Linked DNA regions of Mus musculus: region 1 is linked to region 2. A link is a loop called in an ENCODE intact Hi-C map of the cell type or tissue named here. Cell type or tissue: heart. All regions are shown on one strand. Links, peaks and the distances in the headings refer to the core of each region. The heading gives the core; the rest is flanking DNA.

The links. Hi-C counts contacts between places; a loop is a spot of excess contacts. Peaks named below come from ENCODE experiments on the same cell type or tissue, not always from the same donor. Only the 100,000 strongest peaks of a DNase experiment are listed, where the experiment ranks them.
Region 1: a loop joins it to region 2, with 7 times the contacts of the local background. A loop is called at or near these places in 2 of 42 quality-filtered maps.

Annotation. Positions count from the first base shown.
Region 1 is chr1:85,587,778-85,598,857 of GRCm38, reverse strand. It overlaps Sp110 (Sp110 nuclear body protein), which reads left to right and starts at 48. Exons shown (of 12, transcript NM_030194.1): 1 at 48-229; 2 at 2,749-2,896; 3 at 4,425-4,593; 4 at 7,069-7,335; 5 at 9,667-9,744. The coding sequence starts at 2,750. It also overlaps a transcript of Sp140 not described here. In heart, for the core only: no CTCF peak of the experiment used is centred there; DNase peaks (open chromatin) are centred at 3,779 and 6,117.
Region 2 is chr1:85,670,401-85,681,480 of GRCm38, reverse strand. Sp100 (nuclear antigen Sp100) reads right to left here. Exons shown (of 22, transcript NM_001372231.1): 8 at 7,710-7,856; 9 at 6,215-6,286; 10 at 2,372-2,422; 11 at 342-395. Among named protein-coding and RNA genes, the nearest start is that of Sp100, 26 kb to the right of the region's middle. In heart, for the core only: no CTCF peak of the experiment used is centred there; no DNase peak of the experiment used is centred there.

The DNA.
Region 1 (11,080 bases), core at 1,689-9,688, 83 kb after region 2:
GTGGAGGGCGGAATTGGTGTGGCTGGCTGGCTTCCTGCTCAGTGTGCTGAGATCACTTTCATTTTTCTTTTCTTGAAGCCTGACTCCCCGCGGGACTTCCAAGGCAGCATAACTTCGGGTCCAGACTGGGCTGTCAGGCTTTTCCAGGAAGGATCCAGGAACCCCTTAACTAATCCAGGCAGTGACCTGGGAGAACTCGGGAGAACCCGTGGCAGCCCTCAGCATCCAGGTGCGTTCTGCTCTTGGGCTCTGCAACTAGATTCCTGATTCTTGGGGTCAGCTTTTGTCTGCTGTACCCTAGACTCCCCAGGTTCTCTCTTTGCTAAGTAATCTTGTCCAGAGACTCGAGCATGGCTCCGGATCCTGGCTCGGACCCTGGAGTGGAGGTGGATAAGAGGGAGGAAGGGGAGGGGAGGGGAGGGCAGTGAGGGCTTATACACACAACTCTTTTTCTGAAACAGACTTTGGGGACAGTGTCCAGTGCCTATTCCCGAGGTTGGACCTCGCAAGTGTCCACGGTGGGCGGTGCCGTTATCATCTTCCAACACTTGCCTAATTATGGAGCTATTGGGAAAGAGAAAGTAAGGGGCGCCCTTACTTCTCTCTAGCGGGGGTATGGATGGTTTTTGTATGTTTGCTTTTTTTGGTTTTAGTCCATGGTCATTTCACTGAAATACATTACTGTGCGTGAAAATTCAAGGGAAATGTAATTTTTACAGCTGGTGACCCTGATTCCAAATAAGTCACAGAACACTTGAAATGCTTTTCACTTCTACCCTATCAGGGACTGTGACTATTGTTTTGTCTCCTGGTCACTTTGATAGTACTATGCACTGTCAAGTCCTTCGACTTGTCTGCCTTTTCCCAGCTTAATTATGCATTCATTGTATATGATGCTCATTTTATTGATTGTTTGGGGCTTTGTCTTTCCTAATGGGTGTTTGTCTTTCCCTAATTTATTTGTAAGGCCCTTAACATAATAAAAACCTGCATGCAGGCAGCTGAGACACAGGATCTTTTTTCCCCTCTTCAAGACAGAATTTCTGTGTAGCCCTGAGTGTCCTGGAACTATATATATCAGGATGGCCTCCAACTGCCTTTGCCTCCAGTGCTGGCATTAAAGGCTTGCACCATTTCCTCAGGCTTGAGATACCATATCTTGCACAGTGAGAAACAAAATATCAGAGACAGACACACTCTACTGTAGATTGGTGTCCTTGGCACAGGTACTTAACCTCTGTAGATCTGACTTCCATCTTCGGAAACTGTGGCAGGCGGCAAATGGCAAAGTTGCCACAGCAGCGTAGGTCTGAGTGCTGCTGCCATCCTAAGCAGAACCCAGAGCACATGTTCTTGCTGCCTCCCCTCCCCTCCCCCACAAGTAGCCTCAACAGCTTTCCCTCCCACCTGTCCCCAGTCTGCCAGGATTCCCTCAGGACTGGATGATCTGTGACACATCTCCCTGCTCTACAGTCCTACTGTGAAGTCGGCTTCTTTTTGTTTTCTCCTCAACATTTTTTTTGCTAAGTTTAAGAGATTGGGAAAGAAGAAGAAAGGGACAGACAAGTCTACTCAATGTGATGCTGGGATTAAATTCCTGGAAATACTCTTTGGAAATACTCTTTAATATTTAATATTCTGTTTTAAAAAAGAGGAAAGGGGGACCTTTGCCTTCTTTGTGTTTAAGATTAGCAAACAAATAAACAGAACTGTGTTGCTAGCTGGGATGCAGCTCAGGGATAGGGCACTTGCCTAAGATGCACAGGTCCTGGACTCCATCCCCACTACTGCCAATCAACAACAAAAGCGCCCCCTCTGTGATCAAAAGGTTTACTAGGGCCTGCCTTCTTACAACAGTTTGCCACCTGGAAGTTTTCTGTTATAACTCACTGGTTATTTTCTCATGATCCAGAAGCAGTCGATTTTTAGAAACATTCCATAAGAAGACCCAGGTCCATCCTGAAGAATGAAATGGGGTCATAAAACCAAGCGTTGACTTTGACCAATCCTATTTTTCATATCCTTCCTGATTTTATTCATGTGTTGTCTGCTTGCGTCAAAGTGTTGTGAGTGATTTTTCAGTGTCTAAATATTACCAGCTTTCTAGCTCTACATGTTGGGTGGTCTCTTTTTCATGAGCATTGGTATGAGATAGTGCTCTGCTACACTGCAGGTGATCTGTTCTAAGCCAGCTCATATATATTCAACTCTCTCTATACATACACTCTGGCTGTGGCCAAGCACTTTCTCAACTGTAAACCAGCATCTAGAATGTCAAGATTCGATTAGTACTCAGCCCCCTCCAGATTGTATAATCTAGCATGAGGATCGCTTACCTCACCCCTGTCTGCATTAGAGCTCACCACAGTTAGGTAGTTGTGATGACAGTGACCACCTTGCAATGCTTTGTGAACTCCAGTAAGTTACTACCTATGAAATCCTTGGAACAAAAGCTGGACATAGGACATACTCAGTGAAGAAGAGATGTTTTAAAAACCCACTTTATGTTTTAAAATCCCTTTCAGGATGGTTATATGCTATTGTCTGTCCTTCTCAGCCTCTGTGGTTTCTGGGCACTGCCTTTATCTCCTCTACCAATGGATCTTTTAGCAAGACTTTGCTCTGTAGACAGCTAAGGGATGCTTGAAGACTAGGGTGTCTACCTTTGAGAATCCATTTTATGCAGAGAGCCACTCCCCATGCTCCTGAGAACTTTTGCCTGTCTTCTCAGCCTGCCTCTTTTTATAGGATGTTCACTCTGACCAAAGCCTTGGAAAAGGCTCTTCTCCAGCATTTCATATACATGAAGGTGAACATCGCCTATGCCATCAACAAGCCATTCCCCTTCTTCGAAGCGCTCCGGGACAATTCCTTCATCACTGAGAGAATGTACAAGGTGAGGCTGTGGACCCTCCACAAAGCTGTCTAGTCCTCATTAAGTATGTTTCAGTATTGAGATCTCTGACCACAACCCATCAGGGTTTCTAGAACATGGAAGGCCCAACTTGACCATGATCATTATTGCAGGAAGGGAGGTTGGGAGAAAGGGTGTCTTGAGGCTGTATTAGTGATAGGGTATATTGTAGGTGCTGTAAGTTCAAAGATGGATCTGTTTCTTGCCTCTGTTTAGCTTCTGGTGGCTGGAAGCTCTTGGAGTTCTTAGATTAATAGTTTGCACTGCACTCACTGCACTGACCCCAACTCCCTGACTCAGCTCCACTGCACTGCACTCAACTGACTGACTGAACTCAGAGACCTGAATGACTCTGTCTCCTGAGTGCTAGGATTAAAAGCAAGTACTGCCAAGCCTGGACCTAAGCTTTTCTTTACAAGCAACTTTCTCTGTCCCAAGCTGGCCTTCAACTCAGAGATCTGCTTGCCTCTGACTCCTGGGATTAGAGGTGTGTCTGTATTCCAGCCAGATCACACAGACCTAGAAGGTCTTTGGATATGATGATCACTTGCCAGAGCAGCCCTGTTGCTGGATTAAAATTCCTCTACAAAGAAAATTGCAGCAGCCTTTTCCAAGTCTGACACAGCTCCAGCTCCTTCATCAGTCCACAGCCCACTCACTCACTGAGACTCACGTTTTCCTTCCAACAACCGTGCTTTCCTTTATGAGACTGTTCTCAGTTGCAACTGGCTATTTACTGACTGTCTTTTCAGGGATGGATGCCCTCCTCCTCCACTGGGGCAGGACCCCACCTGGGCAGTACTCCCACCTGGGCAGGGCCCCACCTGGGCAGGGTCCCACCTGGACAGCAACACCGCCTGAACAGGGCTCCACCTGGGGAGGGTATCACCTGTCCCATCACCGGATCCATCTGGGCACCCAAGGACTAGCTAACCAGGAATAGCAGACACTGGAAGAATTTTGCAGCCAGTTCTCTCTTTCAATAACTTCTATCCTAAAGATTTAACTCTATATTTTATACTAAAATTCCTCTTAAATTAAAAAAGAAGATTTCTTAAATTTGGGGGTTTTGTTCTGTTCTGTTTGAGACAAGATTTCTCTGTGCAGCCCTGGCTGTCCTGGAACTCACTTTGTAGATCAGGATGCCCTCAACTAGAAAACATTAGCAATCTGACTGCCTGTCTCCTGAATGCTGGAATTAAAGGCGTGTGTCACCAAGCCTGACTTTTATATATTTTTTAAGTACTGTATTTATTTGGGAGCGAGGTGCGAATGTGCCATGGTGTGCAGATGGAGGCTGAAGGACACCCTGTAGAATTTGTGCTCTCCTTCCACCCTCCAGATCACAGGGATCAGACTCAGATCAAGCTTGACAGCCAATGCCTGCACCCACTTAGCCATCCTCAGCAGCCCCCAAAGTAGCTTTCTTACAATATAGAAAACCACAGATAGAGAGCTCTCCGCTCGGTGACTACTCATTCAAACTAACCCTCTGCTCCACTCTTTGAAGGAATCTCTGGAAGCCTGTCAAAATCTGGTCCCTCTGTCCAAAGTGGTGCACAATATTCTCACCAGTCTGGAGCAGACTTTCCACCCGTCAGTGCTGCTGACGTTGTTCAGCAAGGTCAACCTCCGGGAATACCCCAGCCTGGTGGCAATTTTCAGAAGCTTCAGAAACGGTAATGTGGTTTTTCCGAGATCCTTGTCACATGTGCAGTGGTGCTACAGTAAAAGCCTGGGTTTGTTTCCAGTGTGGATTGTGCATTCCAATGCCTGCTTTCCCTGTGTAAAGGCATAGACCACGCTTGCTCACAAAAGCTGCTGGAAGCGTCATCCTGGCTGACTCTGATCTCAGCTTCCAGGATTCGAATTTCTATAGGACACAGGTGTTTTTAATACAGCTATTCAGTGAACCTGGTATAAGTTGTGACAGAGTCTCACGTTGTAGTACAGAATGGCCTAAAATGTAATCCTTCTGCCTCATCCTTCTTTCCAAGTGCTGGTGTTACAGAAGTGGGCCATCACACACATTCATCTTGAAAATATGAAGTATGGGACCATCTCCAGGGAGCACGTAGGGCAACTGAAATGTCGGGACTTGCTATGAAAGAAAGAAAGATGGGGGGTGGGGAAGAGAGAGAGAGAGAAGGAGGAGGAGGAGGAGGAGGAGAGGAAGAAGAAGGAGAAGAGGAGAAGGAGGAGGAGAAGAGAGAGGTGAAATGGATACAACGTCTATCTCTTTGTGACTGTGGGTGTCCCAGACATTTTATATGATCATTTCACATGACCTTAAAACCACCTGTGACATCATTGTAAGTTGCTCCTGACAGAGAAGGAAGGGGAAGTTCAGAGGTAACTCCACAGTCACTTGTCAGATTTCTATCTGTCACAAAATGCCTATGATAATGAACTTACAATGAGAAGAAGTTAGGGGGCTCTGACCTGTGATACAGTTTGAGCCTGTAGCAAGATTGTATCACCGCAGGATGTGTGACAAAATGTAGTGTCACCTGGGAACCTAAGCTTTGAGGAGACATTCGGCATCTAGACTACAGAACTGGATAGATAAAGAAACACAAAGAGGGGCAGCCACGGGGCTGAGGGTTGGACTGAGAGTGAGAGGACCAGGCAATAAAACCACTTGAGATTGGAGAACATGAACCCAGCAGACAGTGAAAGAAGAGACACCAGGCACACTGCACTGTGACATTGGTGACATTGATGTGTCACTATCAAAAGGATCATCCCCAGGGGAGAGAGGATTCTTTAAGATAAGAGAGCAGCTGAGGGACACTTTTTCCTCTAGGCCTAGCAGCAGGGCCAGTGGACCACAGACTAAGGATACGCTAAGTTCATCTGAGCCCTGCCAGGGCTCAAGCATCGCTCTGGCTGTGCAGTTCTGTGGTTTTGTTCTGAGCCTTTGCTGCTATCTATGAAGGTTCCTGTTCAGGGGTCAAGGTATCTTTACTTCTGAAATAAATGGCGAGGAACAATCTTAATAGAAACCAACCACAATCTATTCAAGGGGACAGTGTGTGGAAAGCCAAGGGCCTGGTGTTGGGATGAGAGGGAAGATCCTAGGGTGCTCAGATCGAGGCAGCCAGATCATAGGGTGCAGTGAAACTTCAGAAGTGAGCAGAAACCAGAAGACTAAGGTCCCAATAGAACCTGGTGAGGAAGCCGAGCGTGGTGGCGCACCCTTTTAATCCCAGCACTCGGGAGGCAGAGGCAGGGGGATTTCTGAGTTCGAGGCCAGCCTGGTCTACAAAGTGACAAGCAAAACATCATCAGGAGTCGTTTTGTTGCTGCATTCATTTAGATTAACTGTAGTAGGTTTTACTCTAGAGCCTGTGGTCTATCTAGTCATGTGCTGTTGACCACATTACCAGTGTTGCGTATGGGTCCCATTTCATAAAACAGTCCTCACATCCAATCAAAAGGTGATTGGTCACTCCCATAACACTTGTGCCAGCATTGCATCAGCAAGTACATCGAGTAAGCAGGTCACTGTTGTAGCTTGCAGCATTCCTAGCTGGGTGACACTGATGATAACTCCTTCTCTGGTAGTGCCCATAGAACCTTCCAACACTATGAACACTCGTCAGTAGGGATGAAGCTTCTAGCTGAGCAACAGCTGGATTGCTTCATGTCTGTTTCTCCCTCAGCAATAGGGTCTTACCAGCAGGTTGTGGAGGGTCATCGATATCATTGGCCTATAATGTTTAGGGGTAGGAGGAACCTCTGGGATTCCTTTAGCCAATAACTCCAAAAAGATGGACTGTTTTCCATTCCTGGTACTTGGTAGCATATGGTAACTTATCAGGGCATTGTCTCCCTCATTATATGGTAACTCCATTTAAATAACATTTATATATGTATATATTTTAGGGACCTTCTACAGTAGTAGGTTTCTATGTGGTCAACCCATTTTGGGTGATGGACTGGGGACTAAATAGCACTGAGTGCCTGAATAAATCAAAGTCAGAAGAGGCCACAAATGGATGCGTGTGGTGATGAGCCTGTTCTGTGCACCCGGGGAAACCAGTAACTCTCCCTCTGGTCCCGTGTGGAAAGATGAACTAGGCAATCCTGTCTGCCAGATAACTTCTGAGTCTTCGGGGTCCTGAGTCTTTGTGTTCCTTTGCTAATTCCAGTTGGTTATACCTACGAAGAGAAAAACAGACCCCCACTGACCCTGCTTGAAGACCTGGCCAACCCAGCAGAAGGGTGCTCCCTTCAGACACTGCTGCCACCACCCCGACCCCAGATATCGCTGCCAAGTCATCTGTCCTCAGCACCGAGAGTCTGTGACCCCAGAGCAACCGCACAGCCAATCATTGAGATCCTGGATGAGCAGCCCAGTCCTTCTCCCCGAGCTGTGCCTCTCCTTGGCTGCATTCAGGAAGGAAAAACCACTCCAGGCAAGCCACAGATCCAGCCTGTCTGTCCTACCTAGAGGCTTGTTGTCCATTAGAACCCCAGATTGCCGTCTTTTGTTGACCTGTTCCTTTCTCTGCATCCACCCATACACAACCCTCTCTAAGAAAATCACAAGCGCTGCCAGTGACCAGGGAGGCCCAGATGCTAGAGCATCTTCTTCCTATTCCTGGACACTCCTGCTTCTGCCCTTGGTACTTCACCTTTCCTGAGCCTTTAGGCCAGTGGTTCCCAACCTACCTAATGCTACTGCGCTTTAATGCAGTTCCTTATATTGTGGTGACCCTCAACCATAACGTTATTTTCATTGCTGCTTCATAACTGTAATTTTGCTGCTGTTATGTATCACAATGTAAATAGTTTGGGAGATAGAGGTTTGCCAAAGGAATCGAGACCCACAGGTTGAGAACCACTGCTTTGGGCCATTTTACTCTTCTCCCTACAACCCGTGGTTTTTCCCTCCTCCTTCAGCTGCCAGTAATGATTTTTTTTATTAGATATTTTCTTTATTTACATTTCAAATGTTATCCCCTTTCCTAGTTTCCCCTCCCAAAATCCCCTATCCTCTCCCCCCTCCCCCTGCTCCCCAACCCACCCACTCCTGCTTCCTGGTCCTGGCATTACCCTATACTCCTGCTTCCTGGTCCTGGCATTACCCTATACTGGGGCATAGAACCTTCACAGGACCAAGGACCTCTCCTCCCATTGATGACCACTAGGCAATCCTCTGCTACATATGCAGCTAGAGCCATGAATCCCGCCATGTGTACTCTTTGATTGGTGGTTTAATCCCAGGGAGCTCTGGGGCTAATGGTTAATTTATGTTGTTGTTCCTCCTATGGGGCTGCAAACCCCTTCAGCTCCTTAGATACTTTCTCTAGCTTCTTCATTGGGGACCCTGTGCTCCGTCTAATAGATGACTGTGTACATCCACCTCTTTATTAGTCAGGCACTGGCAGAGCCTCTCAGGAGACAGCTATATCAGGCTCCTTCAGCAAGCTCTTGTTGGCATCTGCAATAGTGTCTAGGTTTGGTGGTTGTTTATGGGATAGATCCCCAGGTATGGCAGTCTCTGCTCTGAACTTTGTCTCTGTAACTCCTTCCCTGGGTATTTTGTTCCCCCTTCTAAGAACTGATATGGTCAGAAAGAAGACCTGCAAAGGATGCCCAGCCCTTCTGCTGGCCCTGTGCAAAGTAACACTGACTGGGCTGTGGAGGGAGACTATGCACATGCCAAATGAGAGGCTGTGGTTGCAACCTCAGGAGAAAAAAAGGGGAGAAAAGCAGAGAGGGCTGTCCTTAGACTCACAGAGCAAACCAAAAGTCAAAAATACTGGTGTGGGTCTGGGGTGTAGCGCAGTGGAAGATCACTTCTTTGGTAGATGCAAGGCTCCTCTCTCTATGTCTCTGTCTCTCTGTCTCTCTGCATCTCTCTCTCTCTCTCTCTCTCTCTCTCTCTCTCTCTCTCTCTTCTCTCTCTCTCTCTCTCTCTCTCTCTCTCTCTCTCTCTCTCTCTCTCTCCTGTTCTTAGTTGACACATAGCTTATTACAAACTTATAGTTGATGATTCTTCCCTAGCTCCAGAAGCCTTTGAGTCTCAACCTTATTCATTCTTTTCTATTTCATAGTATGTCAAGAGTAGAACCCAAGGCCTACTGCCTGCCAGATAAGCACTCCACCACTGATCTACACCCCTAGCCCCTTTGTTTATTTTTAGATGACTCAGATTCTAAGACATATATATGCTATTAACATTATTAGAAAATATTGTGAAAACTTTATGTCTGTTGGACCTAATTGAGCTTCCAGATTTGTGCCACTTGCCTTCCCTAAAGCATCATTATAAAAATAAAGTTTAGTTACGTTAACTATAGCAGGATGTATTACTGACATTGCTGAAGACTGACATTGCGTTCCAGAGTTGGGAATAAAAGAGTATGGACTCAGTAACTTTTCCTCCACTCCTCTGATATTTGCTATTCAAATAACTTTAACATAATCAGAAATCTAATGTCAATAGGAGATTTCATTATCTACATTTTCAAGTGAAGAGGAGGAGGTGGAGGAGGAGGAGGAGGAGGAGGAGAAGAAGAAGAAGAAGAAGAAGAAGAAGAAGAAGAAGAAGAAGAAGAAGAAGAAGAAGAAGAAGAAGAAAGAAGAAGAGATTTTGTTATTAAACTATTCTGTCCCTTCTCTATCCTACCTTTTCCTGGTCACCTGCCTTCCTTACTGGTTAGAATCACTGTTCTCTTTACTGCTCTGGCCCCTACTTGCTCAACCTGAAAGCCTCAATTCTTTTTCTTCCCTCTTCTCAGTGTCCTCCAGAGATCACCAGAGAAAAGATAAGGAAGACTCTCGAGAGATGCCCCACAGTCCCTCAGGACCCGAGTCAGGTAATCTGCCTTTGGCCTTAGTGACCTCCTTTTCTGGGCGAGTATACCATCCACTTTCCTCCCTGACAGGCAGTTCAGTAACCCAACCCTTTCCTTCCTCCTTCAGTTGTCAAAGACAACTTAACATCCAAGACTAACAAGCAAGATGACTCAGGAGCATGGCCTCTGGGTTCCCCTGGCACCATGCATGGTGATGCTAGTTAAGGCTGACTTAACTCTTAGCAACCTTGCTTGGGATAGCTTAAGCTCATCTCCACTTTCCTACCAAACAGAAAAGAATTTGAGTCCTCTTGCTATGAGGCTCTTGCTCCCATCTCAGCCGAGCTTCCTGCCCCTCACCCAAGCTTGGGAGGTAGAGTTATGGAGAGGGCAAGGAAGCAGGACTGGAAAGATAGACTTATGGATCCACCAATCATAAAGTCACAAAGTCCCCTCACACCTGCTAGACTTAGACTCTAAATCATTACGGTGTCAACAAACAGAGGTGACTCCTCAGCCACAAGAGACTGTAGTGAGCTTCAAGAGAGAAGAGGACAAGGCAGGTCTGGACTGTGTGACCTTGCAACTGTGATGAAGTCACAACAATAGGTGATGCTCAAACAGCCCCAATAAAATGTAAGACAGGCAAACAGAAGCCCCATCTGTCCCGAGTGGTGGGTAATGTAGCTGATGTGGCTGGTTCTCCTTCCTTGACTTCACCCTGACTATGGGAATTGTCCTTCAGTGCTAGTCAGTTATACATTGTACAGAAAACTAAAATATATGATATTAAAATGATATGAAAGCCAGGCGTGGTGGGGCGCACCTTTAATTCCAGCACTCGGGAGGCAGAAGCAGGCGGATTTCTGAGTTCAAGGCCAGCCTGGTCTACAAAATGAGTTCCAGGACAGCCAGAGCTACACAGAGAAACCCTGTCTTGAAAAACCAAAAAAATTTTTTAAATTAAAAAAAAAAACCAAAAAAATAAAAAATAATAAAATGATATGTAAAGAAAGGAATGACTTCAAAAGTCTGTAGAAAGTTTACAATGTACCTCAGTTACCTAACCCTAAAGAAGCCAGAATTTAAGACGACTTTCAAAACAGACAGTTTTAAGGAGATGGACCTTTGTATCTGTTATGGTTTCAAGCCCCTGTTTTTCTTATTGCATCAAAGCAAGCCAAATTTCGTGATGTATCTGCTGTTAGCAGGTGCATAGGTAACAATAACAAGATGGTCAGGGCTGGAGAGGTGGCTCAGTGCCTAAGAGCAGTGACTGTTCTTTCATAGGATCTGAGTTCAATTCCTACCACCTATATGGTAGCTCGCAACCATCTGTAACTCTAATCACAAGGTA
Region 2 (11,080 bases), core at 972-8,971:
CTGTTTATTGTGGAGTGGTGGGCATGGTGAATGACAAAGTAAATCTTTAAGACCTCAGGGCCCTAGACGATCATGTGGAACAAAGTGAACTTCTTCACTTAGGACCAACTTCATCCTCTTCTCTGGGGTAAAAAATGAGCCTGTACTGGGCTTGTGCTGTTGAATATTTTGAGATGTGTCATAGCAAATATCTTAAACTCACTTGAACCCAAAAAGCATCATCAAAATGATCTAAAATACCAGGTTAATTTTTTTAAAGGGTATCTAAAAATCAGAGTGATTTAGAGCTTTAGTAACACAGAGAAGTAATTGCTACATCTAGAATTTTAAATTGTTCTTACGTCCTGTCCTTTTCCGTCTTCTAATGATGATAGAGCTCTCAGTGTCAGAAGTATCTGGGACGAAAAGGGAAAATAAAACCAGTAATCTAGAACTAAAATGGTCATAGGAATTCTCTGACTACCTAAATAGTAGAGAGTGTATGGACTATAAAGATGCTTTCATGATCTTTTCTGTCAGGATGGAGATCCTGAGTCCTTTAATCCTCTCTGCAAATCATCCCACGAATTCAATATGTAGGGACTGATGGGTCTGGCATAGATGTAATAATACAAATGTAAAATGTAACAAATATAATAAAAAGAACACTGCCTTTCAACTACAATTATTCCACCAAGCCCCAATTCATAATAATTTTGAATGGAAAAAAAAATAGGACATGGCTGCTTCTCGGTGTGGTTAAGCGGGATCCTTGCAGACCATGTAGGGAGAGCATTGTCAGGGGCATTTGGAAGACTGTAGATGGAAAATGGCCAGCAGGCTGAAAGGGTCCTGAGAGGAGGTGGGAGCAGGAGCCAGAGAACAGAGAGGTGGGGCAAGTGCACCAAGAAATATCCAGGAGCTGAGCTGCCAGGAAAGGCAAGGCCAAGAGGGCAAGAGAGCTTTTGTTCAAAATGGCTGAGGTTAAATGGGATCAGAAGCAGGAAATGGGGGGTGGAGGGGTGGAAGGTGGGTTGCGGGTGAGGGGTGGGGGGAGGGGTGTTAGAGTAGGGACAGGGGTGAGAAGTGCTGGGAGGAGCCACAGGGGCTAAGTGAGACTTGTTCCAGGTTTGTTCAAGACCTGATAGATTTCTTTTGGTTTTTCAAAACCTCCAGATGGTCTCCCAGGTGGCGTATGGTATGCTGTGCCGTGTGGTCACAATAAAGCACGTCAGAGAGCAGAAGTTCTGAGATTAGATACTGAACTGGAGTGAAGACAAGTCGGCCTTTGCTTTTCACCCCAGTTCCGCAGCTCAGTACTGAGCTCCAGGCTTCTGAAAGCATTGTTTTATGGATTCGGACTCGGTGAAATGTAGTGGTTGGCGAGCATGGGGACCCGAGTTTGATTCAGAACACATGGGGTATTTTTGGTTTTTTTAAAGCCGCACATGATGCTCATAACCCCAGTACTAAAGACGTAGAGACACACAAGTCCTTGGGGCTCACTGGCCAACCAGCCCAGCATACTTGGTGGGCTCCAGGCCAGTGAACGTATCTGTTTCATAGATAACCACTGAGGAATGGCGCCCAAAAAATGACATCCTCTTTTCTATACACATGTGTGTGTGCATATACACAGAGACAAAGAAACAGAGAGACAGAAACAGACAGAGATAGAGAAGGTGTGCTATCCTAGTACCCTCTCACTGCAGAAATGTCACCGAGAGAGAGTCTCAGTGTAAGATGTGGAATAAAGGAAAAAAGAAAATCCTAGAAGGAAGAAAGTAGGAAAAAAGTTGCAAAGCTCTGGAATGCCAGGGTAGGAAGGTCTCTGCCCTTGGAACCATGTTTGTCCTTTCAAGTCTGTGTGACCTCTAAGTTAAGATTTTATCCTCACCACCTAAGCCTGAAGCTGAGAAACTTTCACCCCAGGGCCATCTCTGCTGGGACTGGCCCTCTGTTCCTTTTGGGGTCTTCTGTACATTTTAAATTCTGGTCAATAGGTTTTGACAGCAGCACTTTTCCTTCCGGGTCATTATGGGAGGGAGTATGAGGCAAAGATGAGACTCTTCTACCTGACTGTTTCCCTGATGACCACTGGGACTAGAGACCAGGTGACTCTTCATCTAAAAATCTGTAGGATGTTTATTGAGGGAAAAAAAATGGAACTCCAATTAAATATTAAAAGGCTTTTACTATATGAAATCATTAACATTTTGGACTCATCTGTTAAAGAACCTAGCCTGCCTGATTGACATAAAAGTTAGGGTAGGAATTACCTAAAATTAAAGGCAAATTTATGTTGTACTTTGAAGAATAGAGCCTAGAATTAGAGTCTCTTGTTGAATACACAGTTCATTCGCTCTCCTGAAGAGCCCTTATTTTCTCTTACCTCCTCCTCTGTCTCTTCTCAGTGTTGGAGGTTTTCTGGAATATGCAGGTGCTGTAAGATAAAAGGGAGAAAAGCTATTATGTGCTCTCAGCATCAAGCTCTGTGGCTTTAGATCAGATGAGCCTGCAGTCCTAGGCAGACTGACAGAATGTCCTCTTCACTGAATCTAGAGGCCCTTTGCCATAAAACTGGGACCCACAGTAGAATGCTGTGTAATTCTTTTTGTTGTCGTTGTTGTTTTATTTAGACAGGGTTTCTCTCATCCCTGGCTGTCCTGGAACTCCCTCTGTAGACCAGGCTGGCTTTGAACTCACAGAGATCCACCTGCCTCTGCCTCCCAAGGCCTAAGTCCTAGAATTAAAGACATGGTCACCACCGTCCATCTGCTCTTTGTTTCTGTGTGAGCATCTGACACGACTCTTGAGCATGAGTAGCTCGAGTTTTCTCATCTATAAATGAGCAATAGCCTAGTTATCTTGCCTCCCTGTTAAGACTCTATGATGGCTAGATGCTGCTTTGTTCATTAAAACCCAATTTAAAAAACTTAACATATGCCAACATCTTAACTATAATTTAGACAGGGATATCTGTCGTTGCTTTTAAAAATATTTATTTATTTTTTAATTTATAGGTATGAATGTCTGTCTGTGTGTATGTGGGTTGCATGCATGTTCCATGCCCTTGGAGATCAAAAGGAGGTCTCTGCCCTGGAGAGATGAACTGGTTATGAGTCACGTGATATGGGTGCTGGTAACCAAACCTGGGTCCTTTGAAAGGGCAGCAAGAGGTTTTGATTGCTGAGGCATCTCTCCAGCCCTTAGGCCAATTTTAATCTGCTCACTATAGAAATAGCATAACTTGTTTTTAAAGACCTTCTAAGCTACTGACTGATATCAGGATCACCGATCAACATAGGGATTCTATGCTTACTATGCCACAGCAGAAACTCAATGCATGATTTCACCTTGTTAGTATCAGTAGACATGATCTCGTGGAGTAAAGAGAGTGTCCTTCTACTAGCATTGTTTTGCTATATTTTATTTTATCTATCAGTTGGGCTTGTCCAGATAATAAACTATTCTGTGGTAGCTTTTGATTTCCCAGCCAGACCAGAGAAGAAACATGTAGAAGGTGGTACCCTGGGGTTGCTAAATCAAGGCTTGTAGAGAATGCTTCGATTATAATTCAAGACATTCAGTGCAATTTGGATACCTCATAGTCTAGAAGCTGCATTCTGATCATCTTAACTGGTACAATCCCGTGCCATGAGCATGTGGTTTCTCAATAAGTCATTGATATTGGTCACTGTACAAAAAGAATTCTTTGGAACCCTCTGGTTGTGAGCAAAAAAAACAGTACAGGAGAAAATTCACTAATAAGAAAAATTGGAAGCAGGCTGACATTCCCTTAGAAAGCCTGACCTCCATCCAGACCACATGGGTTTGCCTTCCTAAATCCCCAGCCCAGTAGGATGGTGAGACTCCATTTTGATCCCCAAGGCAGATGCAATTTGCTGGCAAGGGGCCATCTGACATCACCTAGCCCTTTTCTTCCTAAAACGTTGACTTCTTACCCCTCCTGTTCATCTTTCTGAATCCCCACCATCCTTGCCTCTGTGTCCTTTGTAGGGAAATCTTGAAAGTCTTATGTGGAAGAGCCTGAGTAGATAGTTCAGTTGATAAAGTTCTTGGCACACAAGCGTGAGGACCTGGCTTGGAACCCTATAACCCAAGTAAGGAGCTGAGCATGGTGGTTCATGATTGTCATACCAGAGCTAGAGAGAGATGGGGGAGGGTGGCTCTCTGAGGCTCTGTGGTTAGCCAGAGAAGCCTAATAGGTGAGTTCTAGTCCCCAAGTGAGAGGCTCTCTCTCCAAAAAACAGGATGGTTGTCTATTTAGGAGCAATACCTGATGTTGACCTCTGACTTCTATATTCACACATGAACATGAATGTGCATACACATGCACAAAGACATGCACACATACACATGAATGTACACACACATATGTGCACACACAGAGAGGCCTTGAAAAATCTTATGTTGAACATCCCCCATTGATCTGATACCTCCCACATGTCTATGAAAAATAATCTTTGCATTGAAACCATAAACACATTTGAGAGCTTAGTAGGTGGGGAGGTTTGCTTACACTAAAAGAGTATGTGAGTGGTCTAAAACCTGAAACATTTCTGCTTCCTTTAGAAGACACTCTGGCAGCTGGAATGAAGGCATCACTTAAGAGTTTGATCTTTTGTTACTGTTAAGACCAAGAAGCATTTTCATTTGATCTCAGGTCTTTCCCTAGTGTATTTTCCCCGAGGAAGCACATTTCTAAAATCTTCTGGATCTAATCAGATTTAAATTAGAAAGGGAAAATGAATCACTGAGGACACACTATAGAATCTTAAGTTTTCCAACAAAATAGATAGGGCTGAGATAATTCAACCGTTTGATTCTCACAAACACAAACACACACACACACACACGTGCACAGTCGTGTATTTCTGTTTGTTTTGAGAAAAAGTCAGGTGCAGTCAAGGATAACCTTGAGCCCTGCCCACTGAGTGCTGGGATTACAGGCTCATGATATCACACCTGAAAACCTTTCTATCTCACAGTTTATAAAAGGAATAACCTAGAATTCAGAAACCCGGTCTAGTTATCCATTTGACTTTGGAGAAGACGCAGGTACATGCCATCTATGGTTGCTTTTTTCAAGCTAGGAAAAAGGATGTTGATATCTGTTCTAGTTGTTCTTTAAGGATGTCGTAAAGAAGCGCACATTAGTTGTAAAGTATTTGGGGGAATTCCTCTGTAAGCCATGACCTGAAAAATTTTGTCAGAAATAATTCTTTGGGTCTTAGAATGTTTTATCTCAAGTTTCAATTCTGCTTACACAAGATAGCTTGATGAGTTTTCCTTGGACTCTAGTCTAAGTTTCTGAAAAAATGACATTATGACTTTCTTTTTTTTTTTTTTTTTAAAGATTTATTTATTTATTATATGTAAGTACACTTTAGCTGTCCTCAGACACTCCAGAAGAGGGAGTCAGATCTCGTTACGGATGGTTGTGAGCCACCATGTGGTTGCTGGGATTTGAACTCCTGACCTTCAGAAGAGCAGTCGGGTGCTCTTACCCACTGAGCCATCTCACCAGCCCAACATTATGACTTTCTAACAAAGGAATAGTAAGCTTTCTGCTTTCTATAGAAATCCTGGATGAGTCTAACATTTAATAAACTCGATAATCATTTAAACAGACAAACTCATGAGGCTGGAGGGATGGCTCAGTAGGCAAAGTGCTTGTTCCACAAGCATGAGGACCTGGTTTTAGATACCCAGAAGCCATGAGGTGAAGTCAGACACTGTAGAATAGGTCTGTGATCCTAAGGTTCAGGTAACAGGGCAGGAGGCAGAGATAGAATCCCTGGAAGCTTGGGGTCCAGCTAGCCTGGCATATGCAACAACAAACAGGAGGTTAGAAGTGGATGGGAAGGACAAACACCTGGGCATGTCTCATGACCTCTGTGAACACATGCATGGGCACACACACGTGGGCACGCACACACCCACACACAGACACACACACACATGACTGTTTCTATCACGACATCAATGGATAACTATATCTACTAAGAAGATCCATTGATTGATAAGCCTAATCCCCCAAATAGTATGTAATGATTTCCCTGCATTTCCCAAAAGAATCAAATAAAAATCAATGCACAGAACAGGTCCTAGAGATCCAGCATACAGAACAGACTTGGGACAAACCCCATCATAACACAGTAGCTTGTGACTCAAATATCCACAGCTTGCCTTGTTACCTGGGTCTCCTTACCTGGCTGGGAGGGGACTGTGGTTGTAGCTTCTGAGAAGTTCTCTCCATTATCAGAATCCCCACTGCTGAGTTCTGCACAAAGGAAAGTCTCTTAAGCATCTTAGGGGTGATAGCAGACCCACACAGCAGGGCACACCTGAGTGTGAGGACTAGGAAGGCCCAAACAGTTAACTCAAGGCTGTGAGCCCACCACTGGCACAGAGATGCTCCTTCTCAGTCACTGGCATGCATCTCCTCTGCACAGAGGTGCTCCCTCCCAGCCAAGACAAACTAAGCCTACAGCACCTGATAATCCCAGGTGGTCTCCCATCCAAGTACTAACCACACCCAACTCTCCTTAGCTTCCATGATCAGATGAGATCAGGCACGTTCAGGGTGGTAAGGCACTTCCCAAGCATTAACGTGTGTTGGGGGTGGAGGATGGGATATTGAATGGGATAGGTGGGTGTACTGACTGGTTTTGTGTGTCAACTTGACACAGGCTGGAGTTATCACAGAGAAAGGAGCTTCAGTTGAGGAAGTGCCTCCATGAGATCCAGCTGTTAGGCATTTTCTCAAGGGGGCGAGGGCCCATTGTGGGTATTGCCATCCCTGGGCTGGTAGTCCTGGGTTCTATAAGAAAGCAAGCTGAGCAAGCCAGGGGAAGCAAGCCAGTAAGTAACATCCCTCCATGGCCTCTGCGTCAGCTCCTGCTTTCTGACCTGCTTAGTTCCAGTCCTGACTTCCTTTGGTGATGACCAGCAGTGTGGAAAGTGTAAGCTGAATAAACCCTTTGCTCCCCAACTTGCTTCTTGATCATGATGTTTTGTACAGGGATAGAAACCCTGACTAAGACACTTCCCTGCCTGCCTCTTTCTTTCATTCCCATTTTGCTCCTTAGTTTTCTTCATGGCTCTGTCCATCACTCCTGTTCTTCATCTGGATCCAGTGACGGACAGCTTCATGTCTGTCTTGGGTATGTTTCCCTATCTACTTCTTCTCATGTGTATTTTGATTCCCTGATATATTTTCTCTCTCTTTTCCTTAAATTCTATTCCCCCTATACCAATCCCCATTTGCCACTTCTCTCTCTCTCTCTCTCTCTCTCTCTCTCTCTCTCTCTCTCTCTCTCTCTCTCTTTCTTCTTCTTCTTCTTCTTCTTCTTCTTCTTCTTCTTCTTCTTCTTCTTCTTCTTCTTCTTCTTCTTCTTCTTCTTCTTCTTCTCCTTCTCCTTCTCCTTCTCCTTCTCCTTCTCCTTCTCCTCCTCTTCCTCCTCTTCCTCCTCTTCCTCCTCCCTCTTCAGAAAAAAAAGTCCTCTGACCTCAACATTTATTAACCTCCATTTCTCATTTCTGCCTTTAATTTCCCCTACTTTCTTCTGCTAGTCTGAAGGTTGGCTTGGTGGGCCTCTTTCCCTTCCTGCCTCCTCCTGACTATGTGGGCTACCTCAAGGTCCCTGATAACATATGTAATCCCCTTGCCTGGATACTGTTTCAATTCTTTCCGTTATCCTTACCTATTATCTCAGAGTCCTCATTTTGGTTGGTCCTTGCTCGGGTTTGTTGGTTACCAGCCAAGGAAAATGATGAATTTTCCTTCTTTACATCTACCAGTTGCACAAAACAGGGATTAATCTGGAGTTCATAGTTGAGTTGCACAGCTCCTGGCCAAATTACAATTAATAAATTATTTTCAAGGACTGAGGAGACAACCCAGTTTGTAAAGGCTTGGTGTTTAAGCACAAGGACCCGAGTTTGAGACCCAGGATCCACATAAAAAGACGCATAAGTGGCAGCCATTTGCACTCCCAGCACTCAGCAGATATAGACAGGTGGATGCTGTGGCATCACTGGCCAGCCAATCACCAACCACCAACCACCCTAGCCTAATTAGTAAGCTCCAGGCCAATGAAAGACCTTGGTTCAAAAAAAAGGTGGACAATAGCTGCAAAGGACAACATAACCAGAGACTGACCTCTGGCCCCTGCACACACACGCACACATATACATACAGACAAGTACACAAATGTGCACACACACAAACACATACAGATATACACAAAGTATTTTCATTTAACTCTCTAGAAGAGCATTTTGAATACCATGAATGATCCCTCTTCCTGAAATTTCCTGCCCTCTCTGCTCTTAATCTTCCTTTCTAGCCATTCCTAGAATCCTTGGATAGAGAATTGATTTTGATATTTTAAAGATAAAAATTAACCAGGCATGGTGAGACACACCTGCAATCCCAGTTGGGGAAGGCTAAGATGGTGGGACATAAGTTCACAGATAGCCTGGGCTACAAAGCAAGACCCTGTTTCAAAAAAATAAATGAAGATAAAATTAAAAATTCTAACTTCAGTATAACATTTATATATAAAAATTGGAGGTAGATGATTATAAAGTGAAACTATCACCTGAATTAAAAAGCAGATGACCAGCACTCCAGAGGCCTCCAGGTGACACATTCTACTGTCCCCATGGTCTTTCTCATAGCCAACCACTATCTCCAGTTTTAAGACCTAGATTAATCTTGCTACTTATGTGATCAATATAAATGAAATCATAACCATCTTTTTAGTTCTCTATCCTTAAAGAAACCAAACACACCCAGATCTATACATGTACATATAAGTACTATATATATATTAATATGTTTTTGAGAGTCTTCTGTATTATTATTTTTGATGTTATAGAAATATGCTGACTTTCTTTGTTTCAATTATTTAGTTTTTAAGAATAATACTACTAGGAACGTCCTTTCGTGTGTATATGTGTATGTGTTGAATCATTTGTTTTGAGACAAGGCTTTATGTAGCCCAGGCCAATGATAACCTAGATCAGGATGACCTAGAACTCCTGATCCCTCCTCTTCCATCCTCCTTTCTCCTTAGTGCTAGGGCTGAGGTGTGAATCTTACTCCCAGCCTTTCCCATGCCGTCTTAGTGATTAGCACATATTTCTCCTCTTCTCTGCTGAGGAACGTAATCACTGAGCTCTGTGATATGTATGTTTTCAAACTTAAGAGATTACATCCAACTGCCTCCCCAAATCACATCATGCCCAGAAGCTGCAGAAGCTGAAGAGACAGGAACATAGCAAATGCAAGAATCTGAAGACAATAGGCACGTGGGGCAAGCTGTTAGGAAAAGAAGCAAGTGACAGGGATATGAGCATGGCCACCAACCCTCATTGCACCCCTCACTGTCTGATAATGCAGACAAATGATGAGAGCTACAGAAAGCATTGGGCTTTAAAAGCCGCATGAACTGGTTTGCATTTATTTTATTTTATTTTTACTTTATGTAAGTGGGTGTTCCCCCCGCCCCCCCCATGTTAGTTTATACATGCAGTGTCCCAGGAAGTCAGAAAAGGGTGTAGGATGCCCTAGAACTGGCCTTAGAGATGGTTGTGGAGCCGAACCTGGGTTCTCTGTAAGAGCTCCAGCCTTTATAATCATTGAGCTGTCTCTTTAGCCCAGCTCATTTTTGGAAGATCCTTCTTTGGCAGAAGACAAGAAATCTGAAGGGAACAACATGGAAGAGTCAGAGCCAAAGGGAATCGTGTTCCTCTAGTTTAAGTGAGTTTGATGAGGGTCATATATGGGATGCTGGGGACGGGAACGTACACACAGCGGCAGGCTGGAGATGCAGATGCCAAATAAGATGGAAGAAGCTTTAAGCCACTAAGTTGTGTGTGTGTTGGGGGGGGGGCATTTGTTATATTATTGAGCAGAAGGCAACAAAATAGCCGCCACAGACAGACATCCTTCAGGTCTTTAGACACTTGCAAAAAGTAAGCCAAGAAAGAAGACAGGCCTGGGCTAGACCAGTGTGTTTAGGAATCAACAGATCATGCACAGTGGTTAAGCCCAAGAAAAGTGGGGTTTTCTGTAATCTGGGGGATCAGAGGCTCATGGTGCTAAGGGGATGTATTACCCTTCTCAATGGAGATAACATGCTAATTTCTGTCATTTTTTACAGTCCATTCTGCCCACTTTCCCTCATTGTCTCTCTGTGGCTTCCCCCATCTGGCCCTATTCTTGATATCTGTTTATCTTTCTATCTTTCTCTCCTCATACTTTGCCCCCTCTATATGTTTTACATTTGTTTCTTTGTTTAGCACATGTGCACCACAGTGTGTGTGTGACAGTCAGAAGACATCTGTGGGAATAACTTCTCTCTTTTCTACCAGGTGTGGCCTGGAACTTGAACTCAGGTCACCAGAATTGAGAGCCACTTTACTGGCCCCCACTGTTTTAAATGTCAGTTTATTTCAGGACCAGAACCAGTGTGAGACAGCAATGGTACTTTGAGCGTAAGACTAAGGAGGTGAAGAGTCTGACATGAAGAAAAAACAGTACAAAATTTCCTCAAAAAAAAAAAAACCCTGAAAATAGAACACCATGTGATTTGACAATCCTCTACTGTGAACATAACCCAGAGAGTTAAAATCAGTCTGCTAAAGGGGTCAAGTCACAGCTTGACAAGCTCCACATCTGGAATCAGCCTAAACAACTTCCAGCAGCTGGAGAAAAATGCAGTATCCACACAGGATCGACTTCCAGGTAGCCTTAAAACAAAGGAGACGCCGTCAACTGAGACAACTCAGATGAAGAAGAACATTACACGGAGCAAGCCAGGCACAGAAAAGCTGCATGATTTCACTTAGGTGGCATGTGAAGGATCCGACTCAGAGAGGGTAGAGTGGAGGTGAGGAGGGGAAATTCAGTCAAGAAGAATAACTTTAAAATGGTCCATTGTACAACATGATAAAAATATACTGTGTTCTCAAGAAATTTCTGAGGTAATGCATTTTAAGTGTTCTTACTACAAAAAAAAGGGGGGGGGGTAATACTCATACCTTGATGTAGCCATTCCACAGTGAC